2 separate regions of the Mus musculus genome follow, and region 2 is linked to region 1. Evidence: chromatin loops called from intact Hi-C (ENCODE). Cell type or tissue: gastrocnemius. All regions are shown on one strand. Links, peaks and the distances in the headings refer to the core of each region. The heading gives the core; the rest is flanking DNA.

The links. Hi-C counts contacts between places; a loop is a spot of excess contacts. Peaks named below come from ENCODE experiments on the same cell type or tissue, not always from the same donor. Only the 100,000 strongest peaks of a DNase experiment are listed, where the experiment ranks them.
Region 2: a loop joins it to region 1, with 2.4 times the contacts of the local background. A loop is called at or near these places in 3 of 42 quality-filtered maps.

The regions. Positions count from the first base shown.
Region 1 is chr8:107,669,225-107,673,622 of GRCm38, reverse strand. No RefSeq gene overlaps it. Among named protein-coding and RNA genes, the nearest start is that of Psmd7, 83 kb to the right of the region's middle. In gastrocnemius, for the core only: no CTCF peak of the experiment used is centred there; a DNase peak (open chromatin) is centred at 1,961.
Region 2 is chr8:107,612,981-107,617,378 of GRCm38, reverse strand. No RefSeq gene overlaps it. Among named protein-coding and RNA genes, the nearest start is that of Psmd7, 27 kb to the right of the region's middle. In gastrocnemius, for the core only: no CTCF peak of the experiment used is centred there; no DNase peak of the experiment used is centred there.

The sequences.
Region 1 (4,398 bases), core at 218-4,217:
AACACTACCAGATCTCAGGGTGAGGAGGGGAAAAATTCCACCCACACACCCTTGCTGTGGTGAAGATGGCTGAATTAAACGGTCGGTATGAAAGCCTTCATCAATGCTTAGATATATGATAATCACTTGCTCTATGTCTGACGCAGAAGCCAAGTTGAACAGGATGTGATACGAGCCATCCAACCGAGCAAGCAAAGCAACTCAGTGTTTTAAGGCAAGAGCAGATGAGGGGCCCATGAGTAGAAGGGAGGGGGCAGAACATTTGATACTTAAGAGCAGAAGCCACAGGAGTGGCACTAAATTAATAGGAGGAGATTGAGTAAAGGCTAAAGAGAAAAACAATCCTTACATGTCAGTTGCGGTTAATTATTATTTATTACCCAAGTCAATAGAATTTTTCCACAAAATAGAGTCACTTACCAAAAGCAAATTTATACCATATAAAATGTCCATAGAATAAATAGTCCCTTCCCAGAAACTGCTTGGGTTTTTTAACGGCATGGGGACATTTCAGCTCTTCCATTCCATCTTTGCACCTCTCTCAGCATCACAAGAGCAGTGGGGGTAAGTGAAGCTCCCACACCATAACCAGACTACAGAGGTCTGGGGGACAGGGAAGCTGGAGAGATGGCTTAGCAGTTAAGAGCCCCTACTGCCCTTCTAGAGGGAGGACCTGAGTTCAATTCCCAGCACCTACATCAGGTAGCTCACGACTGTCTGTAACTCCAACTCCAGAGGATTAGGTGCCTTCTCTGGTCTCCCCAGGAACCTCACCCACATTTGCTATACACGCAGAGACACACATAACTCTTACAAAATGGCGACGGCTTGATAAGGAACAGCATCCATCCATGAGTCCAGCTTTCCGGATTCATCTGCTGAAGAACACGGTATTTTAGCATTATCTAAGATGTTTTGTTAAGAGGTCAACTTGGAAAACTCAAGTTGCAGTGTCTCCATAACAGAGACAAAAGGGAGCCAAACTAGACCTGGTGTGACAAGATCCCTTCCCCCTTTCAGAACGTTATCCACGTGAGAGGGCCTCTCACAGACCTGCTGTATGGCTGCCCTCTCTAAACTACCACTGTCTCATTAGCGTGGGGCACTTTCCAGCTTGTGTGAAACCAGGCAAGTACTAGTTAAGGCCACTAACCAGCCCTCTGGATCCTACTTCTGCCATGAAGGTGTTTGGCCACACAGCTAACCGCACTGATTTCAGAGAAAATTCTCTTTGCAAATAGGCTACCCAACATCCTAAACACGATGAATGTCTTCCTGGTTTTTAAAGTTTATACTCCCCCTGACGATGGAATTCTGTATGGGAATATCAAAATTCTAGTAACAAAGGCAATTTTTTTTTGAAGCGATCAAAAGGTAGAAACCATTATTAGAATAATAAAAACATTTTTGTTACTTAAAAACCCATGTTTCTAAGAAAAGCAGCCTTATTAACCAACATTTGCTCAATAGGCAATTTTCCCCGTTTAATTTTCATAAATAGATCGCTTTGAAAGCTATTTCCCCCTAACAAAAGCTTGCACAGTAACAACAAATGATACGTCTTCAAATTTTAATTAATGTCAATAGCTTTATTTCGCTTCCAAGCAGCTTACAGAAACATGTTATTAATATAATTTCATTTAAGGGATAGGCATTTGTTTTCTATTTTTAAGACTAGGTGGGGCTAGGATTCTGGCTCTGTCAATGTCATTTAAGCATTCCTGTTCTATGCCTCTATCTAATAAATTAAATCAGCATTTTAATTGTGCCCATGTTTTGTGGTTCCTGGCAGCACAGAAAGATTCTCTTCTGAGCTCATGACTCCCTCCCCTGTACAAAACCCCACTGAGTGATTAATTGCTAGTCTGGAAGATATAAATATGTCTCTCAATAGAGACAGTATGGACGGCTGAAAGCCCCGGCTTTAGACATCTCCACGGGGCGCCTTAGCATACAGACATCCTCCTAATTCAAACAAGACTCTGGCTCCAGCGCCCAGGGACAGCTCTACCATGACACACTGCGCCTCTGTGGAACAGTGCATTTGTTTTAATTAACATCGTTTGGGATGTATCCAAGAACCAGAGGGAATCAGGCTTTTGAGACGGAAACACAGGGATTTCTTGAGGTGTCTCTGACTCTAGCATAGTAGAAAATGAGCTTGGGTCTTTTAAAAGCCCCATCTTTATATAAAACTATTTTGGTTACACCCTGACATTAATCACGGGTCCTTCTAAGGGAAAGATTTGGCCAAAAAAATCATAACTTTGTAAGTGATGTTATAAACCAGAAGGTCTGTTTGCCGAGCCTCGGGGTCACATCTGTGTACACCGGGGAGCCCTCGTTATCTCTAGAACCCAGACAAGGCTAGAGAAGGGACTTGATAGAGTTTCCTTTTAACTCCAAACAGCAAACCAAAGTCTAAACCAAGATCTCATGGGATCCCAAGCCCTCCTATAGGACCCAGATGGGTACAGAGCTGTCCAAAGCGCACGTGGCCACTTGACTTGAAAATGAAACTGGTTTAAGAACTCTGACTAGAAGCCAGCTAATACCTGAAGACCTTTTTTGGGTTAACCCTTTGTATGAATTATCATTCAGGCTCTGCCAAACCTAAGTATCTTGACCCCCATCTCCTTTAACGATGTTCAAGAAGCTTAATGGTGACAGAGGGCGACAAGATCATACATCGTTCTAGCCACTCCAGAATCACAAACATCACGGGCCTAACCACCCTGTTTGAATCGAGATGAGAAAATAATCCTTCAAAAGCCAGTATATATTCTACGACAAAACAATGTCCTTGGTATACAGGTATACTGTCCTGTTTGATCTTACCTGGCATTTGTGAAAGAGATTTTTGCATATGATCAAACATAAAAGCCAATCACTCAGGAATATAAATTTGAACCAGAGCTCTGTAATACAATAATTGCCATCATATTCTTAACTTCTTTCACAAAACAGTGGGTCGTCAGTATATCACTATCCAAGCAGTGGTCCTCAACCTTCGTAATGCTGAGACCCTTCAATACAGCTCCTCATGAAATGTGAACCCCCAACCAGAGTTACTCTCATTGCTACGTCATAACTATAATTTTGCTTCTGTTATTAATTGTAATGTAATTATCTGATATTCAGGGTGATCTTAGGTGACCCTTGTGAAACATCAACCTTCCAAAGGGGGGTCGTGACCCATAGGTTGAGAACCTGTGCCGTAGCGCCTTTCCAACTTCCATTCTCAAGTTTTTACAACTCTGAGCCCATTCATGGCAACAGGCCCTGGAGAGCCTATGAGACAGTGAGAGGCCCTGGGAAGACAGGCTCCCATCACCCTAGTTATGGCAACCATGAACCAGCCAAGCCTTACAATCTACCAGCAACAAGCAACCTTTGACAAGATTAGCCAAGCATAGCTCAGACCAGAAGGACCAGCCCTACAGAGCCCAGCCAGAACTCTCAGCCCCCTATATCAAAAGCTAAATTAATTGGCTACATTTTGTTGTTGCTGCTGTTGCTGTTGTTGTTGAAATTTCTTTTTTTTTTTTTTTTTTTTTTTTTGGTTTGGGGGTTTTGTTTTGTGTTTTGTTGTTGTTGTTTTTGTTTAGTTTTTGGGGTTCAGGTTTTTTGTTTTGTTTTGAGACAGAGTTTCTCTGTGTTGCCCTAGAACTCCCTCTATAGACCAGGCTAGGCTAAAAGACTCACAGAGATCCACCCACCTCTGCCTCCAGAGTGCTGAGATTAAAGGCATGCACCATCATGACCCAGCAATTGGCTCCATTGTTAATGACTAAGTTCAGGAGTAGTTTGGTGTAGAAACATGATACAGGTTTCAGAACCTCAACGAACACCCTTCCCAGGTTTCAGCGAAGGTCAAGTGTCCCATTGTGTCAAAGCCTTTGTCACACGCTGAAGCTCGTACCTACTGATCACCCAGTTCCTCTTAATTCTCTACAACTTTTTTTTCCTGAAACAAAATTTAGTGCTTGACTAACGAGTGTCTCATACAATTTTCTAAGGGGTATCTAAATATGATTCATGATTCACATGCCAATTATATTTAGTTTTTTAGTAGCCAGCACACTGAACTCATAGTTATTCAGTAGACACTTTTGCCTTATTTAGCCATGGCTTCAGCTTGCAACAATGCCACATGCAAACCTCTTCCTATCTGGAACATGTAGCTCTATTTAGCCCACTCTAGCACAGAGGAGGCTCAGTCATTTTTAAAAAAATTAATTAATGATAATTTCCATATTAAAATATAATACATTTTGTAAGACAATAAAGCAAAACAATTTAACAAATTTTTTTAAATCACCAAAAAAGCAAAATTAAAAAAAAAAAAAACAAAAGCAAAAACCAGGAGAAAAAGTTAAATTTAACATGTAAAGGTCT
Region 2 (4,398 bases), core at 277-4,276, 56 kb after region 1:
CATCTTGAGTGCTGCGCAGGTGTACCAGGATACAGGTGAATCCAATTTGGTGGAGATTTGCCCCTGCTGCCCTGATTAGCTGAAGCTGCGTGCCTGGTGAGGTGGCGTGGCCTGCTGTGCGTGGATGGGAACTGAGAGAGAGTATAAAAGAGTGAGAGGCCCAGGGTTCAGGGGAGATATAAAAACAAGGGAGATATATAAACAAGGGAGATATAAAAACAAGGGAGATATAAAAACAAGGGAGATATATAAACAGGGGAGATATATAAACAAGGGAGATATAAACAAGGGAGATATATGGAGAAAGAAGAAACAGGACTGAATAAATGTGTGCAGAAGGATCCTGTAGCAGCGTCGTTCTTCCTGGCCAGTTGAGCGCGCGCAACAAGTGGTGCCGAAACCCGGGACAAGAAACATCTTCAGGCACAAGCGAAGACCCCCTGCTACAGGGAGGATTCAGAACTGCATCACGGGGAAGGAGTGGTTAATAAAAGTTCCCGTAAAACAGACTGTTGAGAAGGATCTGGCGTGGATTCAGAACTCTTCAGCTGGGGAACGGTACTGATGAAGAGAAAGAAGAAAGATGAAGACTGAATAAACTGCTGTTAGAAGGACTGGTGGCCGTGTCGTTCTTGCTGGTCGAGAGCGGGCGCGACAATTGGTGGCCCGTACGGGGAACCAACTCCCCCGCCGAGTTCAGAACTTTCAGCAGTCAGTGGTTGCCGGCAGGGTAAGTTCATGGTGAGTGAAACTTGGGACCCCAGGAGTTTGGGAAGGACCTCGGATAAAATAGAGGTGAGCATAAAGTTGCCAGGAAGTAGGCACAAAGTAACCCAGGAGTTTGGGAAGGACCTCGGATAAAATAGAGGCAAGCATAAAGTTGCCAGGAAGTAGGCACAAGGTAACGAAAGGTTCCCGGCTTTGGGACAAGATAAGGTTCCTGGCTTTGGGACAAGTTAAGGTTCCTGGTTTGGGGACAAGTTAAGGAACTATGATAACCTCGGTGTAGTGATCAATAGATCCTCGCTGTGTAGTTATGCTTTTTTCTTCCATTGACCCTTTGTGGGTAGGTCTGATAGTTTTGGTCTTGTTTGTTCTGATATATGGACTCTGTTACTGTTTGAAACTGTGTGTAGAGGCAGTCAAGACAGGTCAGAAAATCCTTACAGAGCAACAAGAAAGTATGTCGGAAAAGGAGAAGGGCTTAAAAAGAAAAAGGAAAAAGAAGACACAGTAAAATCAGGTGAACAGAAAGGACGAAACAAAAGAGCTGAGGCGGAGGAGGAAGGCGAATTAGCTTCTGCGTCCTTTCCCTATGCCTCCTCAGCAGCCACCTATAGGTGGACCTTCTGTCCAGAGATTTGGCGTATTGACTCCCCAGATGGACACAAGGTGATTGAGGTTATGGTCTCATCACCACGAGGTATTGTGTCCATCCCCCTGGGGATCGACAGGATCAGGTGTTGATGTGGGCGAGAGGGTCTGTTTGTGTGTTTCCACAGGACCAGACGGAACCTCTTTGGGTGCTGGAGAGATTGGTGAGACGCTGCAAGAATGAGGCTCCTGATCCAGTTGCCCCTGTGGATGTGGTGGATGATCCCACAAGCACAAAGGATGGAGCCGAGATGAGAGATCCTTTCGGTATTCCAGAAGCCGATACCAGCTCGACATGACGTTCACATTTTTCCATGCCTTTTTGATCCCTGAATTTCCCTTAAAGAGATAGCTCCTCTGGCTATCTATCCCTTGCTTCAGGGAAGATGAGCGGGGATGAGAGCCCTGGGATGTATGCTTGTTATAGTGTGTTTTTTGTGTTTGGCACATGTGTTAGGTGCAGAGTGTGCGGCCCGCACTTTCGCCATGGTAGCATAGGCTTTTGCTGCAGTGGAGGCGGGACAATCTCCTCAGATTCGGTTTGCCGCTCTAAAAGAAATTATGCTGCGTTATGCCGTGGGGTGCGAGGCTAAGCACTGCACAGAGGATAGCTTGCTGTTGGCATCCTGTGGAAGGCACGTCTGATTGCATGAAGGTTCAGTGTCCTAGTTCCCTTCCCCCAGGAAAAACGACACGGGAGCTGGCCAAGACCTCTCTGGGTGATGAGCCTAAGGGATGGTTTTGTGTAGGGCCCCTATGCTTGCACACTGGGGATCAGACCTCTACCTTCACCCATGAGGCTTGCTTGCAGCAATTAAGATCTGGCCATAGGTTCATTAACATCCTGGCCTTTTGATGCACCTGCCACAAGCAAAACACAATCTCCCCAGGTGTGGCTTGGCATGATAGAGAGGTAGTCAGTGATAAGACTCCCTGGGCATGTCACCAACCTAAGACAGGGATCAAACCAATGCTGTTTGTCACCCAAGGACGGGTAAGGGGCATGGCTGCGGGGGGCTATCTACAGACATTCTCTCTGCCAAAAAAGAAAAAAGGGGGAATTGTGGGGAGCGGGTGTGGCGGCAGTCCCAAAGGCGCCAGGGACTGCAGCTAAGTCATATGACTTGCACCTGACTTCCTCATATAAGACACAAACATCTTGAGTGCTGCGCAGGTGTACCAGGATACAGGTGAATCCAATTTGGTGGAGATTTGCCCCTGCTGCCCTGATTAGCTGAAGCTGCGTGCCTGGTGAGGTGGCGTGGCCTGCTGTGCGTGGATGGGAACTGAGAGAGAGTATAAAAGAGTGAGAGGCCCAGGGTTCGGGGGAGATATAAAAACAAGGGAGATATATAAACAAGGGAGATATAAAAACAAGGGAGATATAAAAACAAGGGAGATATATAAACAGGGGAGATATATAAACAAGGGAGATATAAACAAGGGAGATATATGGAGAAAGAAGAAACAGGACTGAATAAATGTGTGCAGAAGGATCCTGTAGCAGCGTCGTTCTTCCTGGCCAGTTGAGCGCGCGCATATGACTTAGCTGCAGTCCCTGGCGCCTTTGGGACTGCCGCCACACCCGCTCCCCACAACCTACCATCAAATGCTGGCCTCCACACAAGCACGCATGCACCACACACACACACACACACACACATGCACACCACGCCCACGAACATGCATGCACACACACCAAAAAGTACTAAGTGTGAAAAGCTTCCATCCATAACAGTGGACTTCAAAGCAGAGCCACTAATCATTAAAGCCTGCAAGTGCTAATGAGCAGCACTGCGGCCGATATCTGGTTCCAATGATGGGCTCAATGGCCACAAATACAGTCCTCAAAGGAGCACATCCCTGCCTTCAAATCCACCACACAGCATCCTTGGGAGAAGACTGGAGCATCGCAGATAAAAGCAACATCTTAAGCACACTTTTTCTGGTCATAACCAAGTGTGTGCATGTGCAAACAACAACAACAAAAAAAACTTTTTGAATGATTTCCCCAACTCCATGTGTGACCTGACCCTAAATAGCAGCCTCCTCTGTCCATTCCCCTGCCCCAGTCACGATAAATACACTGTGTCCATCACACAGCGCATTGCCTTTGGCTGTTGCTCATTAGTCTGCCTCTCATTTCCCTACCACTTTTCCTGACATTCCAGAGGCTGAGGTGATTGTTCTACACGGCAAATACTGCCCTCAGAGCCGCACACATTAATAACAATTCTATGCGGTGTCCTGGGAGCCCACAGGCTCTTAGATAAATATATTGGAAAGATAAAGTTGGTAGGGTTTCCCAAACCGCCCCACCACCACCACCACCATTGCCCCACCCAAAGATCTTTCCTTAAGTCAGCATGGAACTTTTGTAAGGATGAGTCGCAGCTACCCAAGGACCAGCCTTGTTTTTTCAATTCACTGCTCACCAAGACAACATAATAAACACAGCCTCAGAGGTTCCCTCCAGCTCACCAAACTATCACAGATGCCATAGTTCCCACCTTATGGTGCTTCCAGGCATAGACTGGCTACTCCTTTTCTGTGTTCGCTGAAATTCTAGTCAAAGGCCTATTTTCCACTACGGGATGCTACTAACGGTGTTACGATAAGCCAGGAGAGCAAAGTTTATTCCATAATCCACTAATAATCACTGAGCTTTTTAACAACAACAAAAAAAATAATAATAACGGCAAACTATTGAGGTGGGCCGGGGGGTCGACATCTGTTTTCACCATTCTTGTTTGGGGCGCTGTTAGATGTCCTTGTGCCCTTTCATAAGTGACTAATAGGAAAGACAACTTGACGCAACTTCATTGACGGTTGGTTCCAGTTAGCAGTCGCTCTTTAAACTGCCCGACATAAAAGCATACGTTTTAGGGGGGGAAAGTTGACCCCAAAACTGCTTCATAAAATAAAGCATTTCATTTTTCAAAGCGTTAGGATTGTTTGAGAAGCCCTTGTACTAAAAAGCCCCAAGAGTTCTGGTGTGTGTGTGTGTGTGTGTGTGTGTGTGTG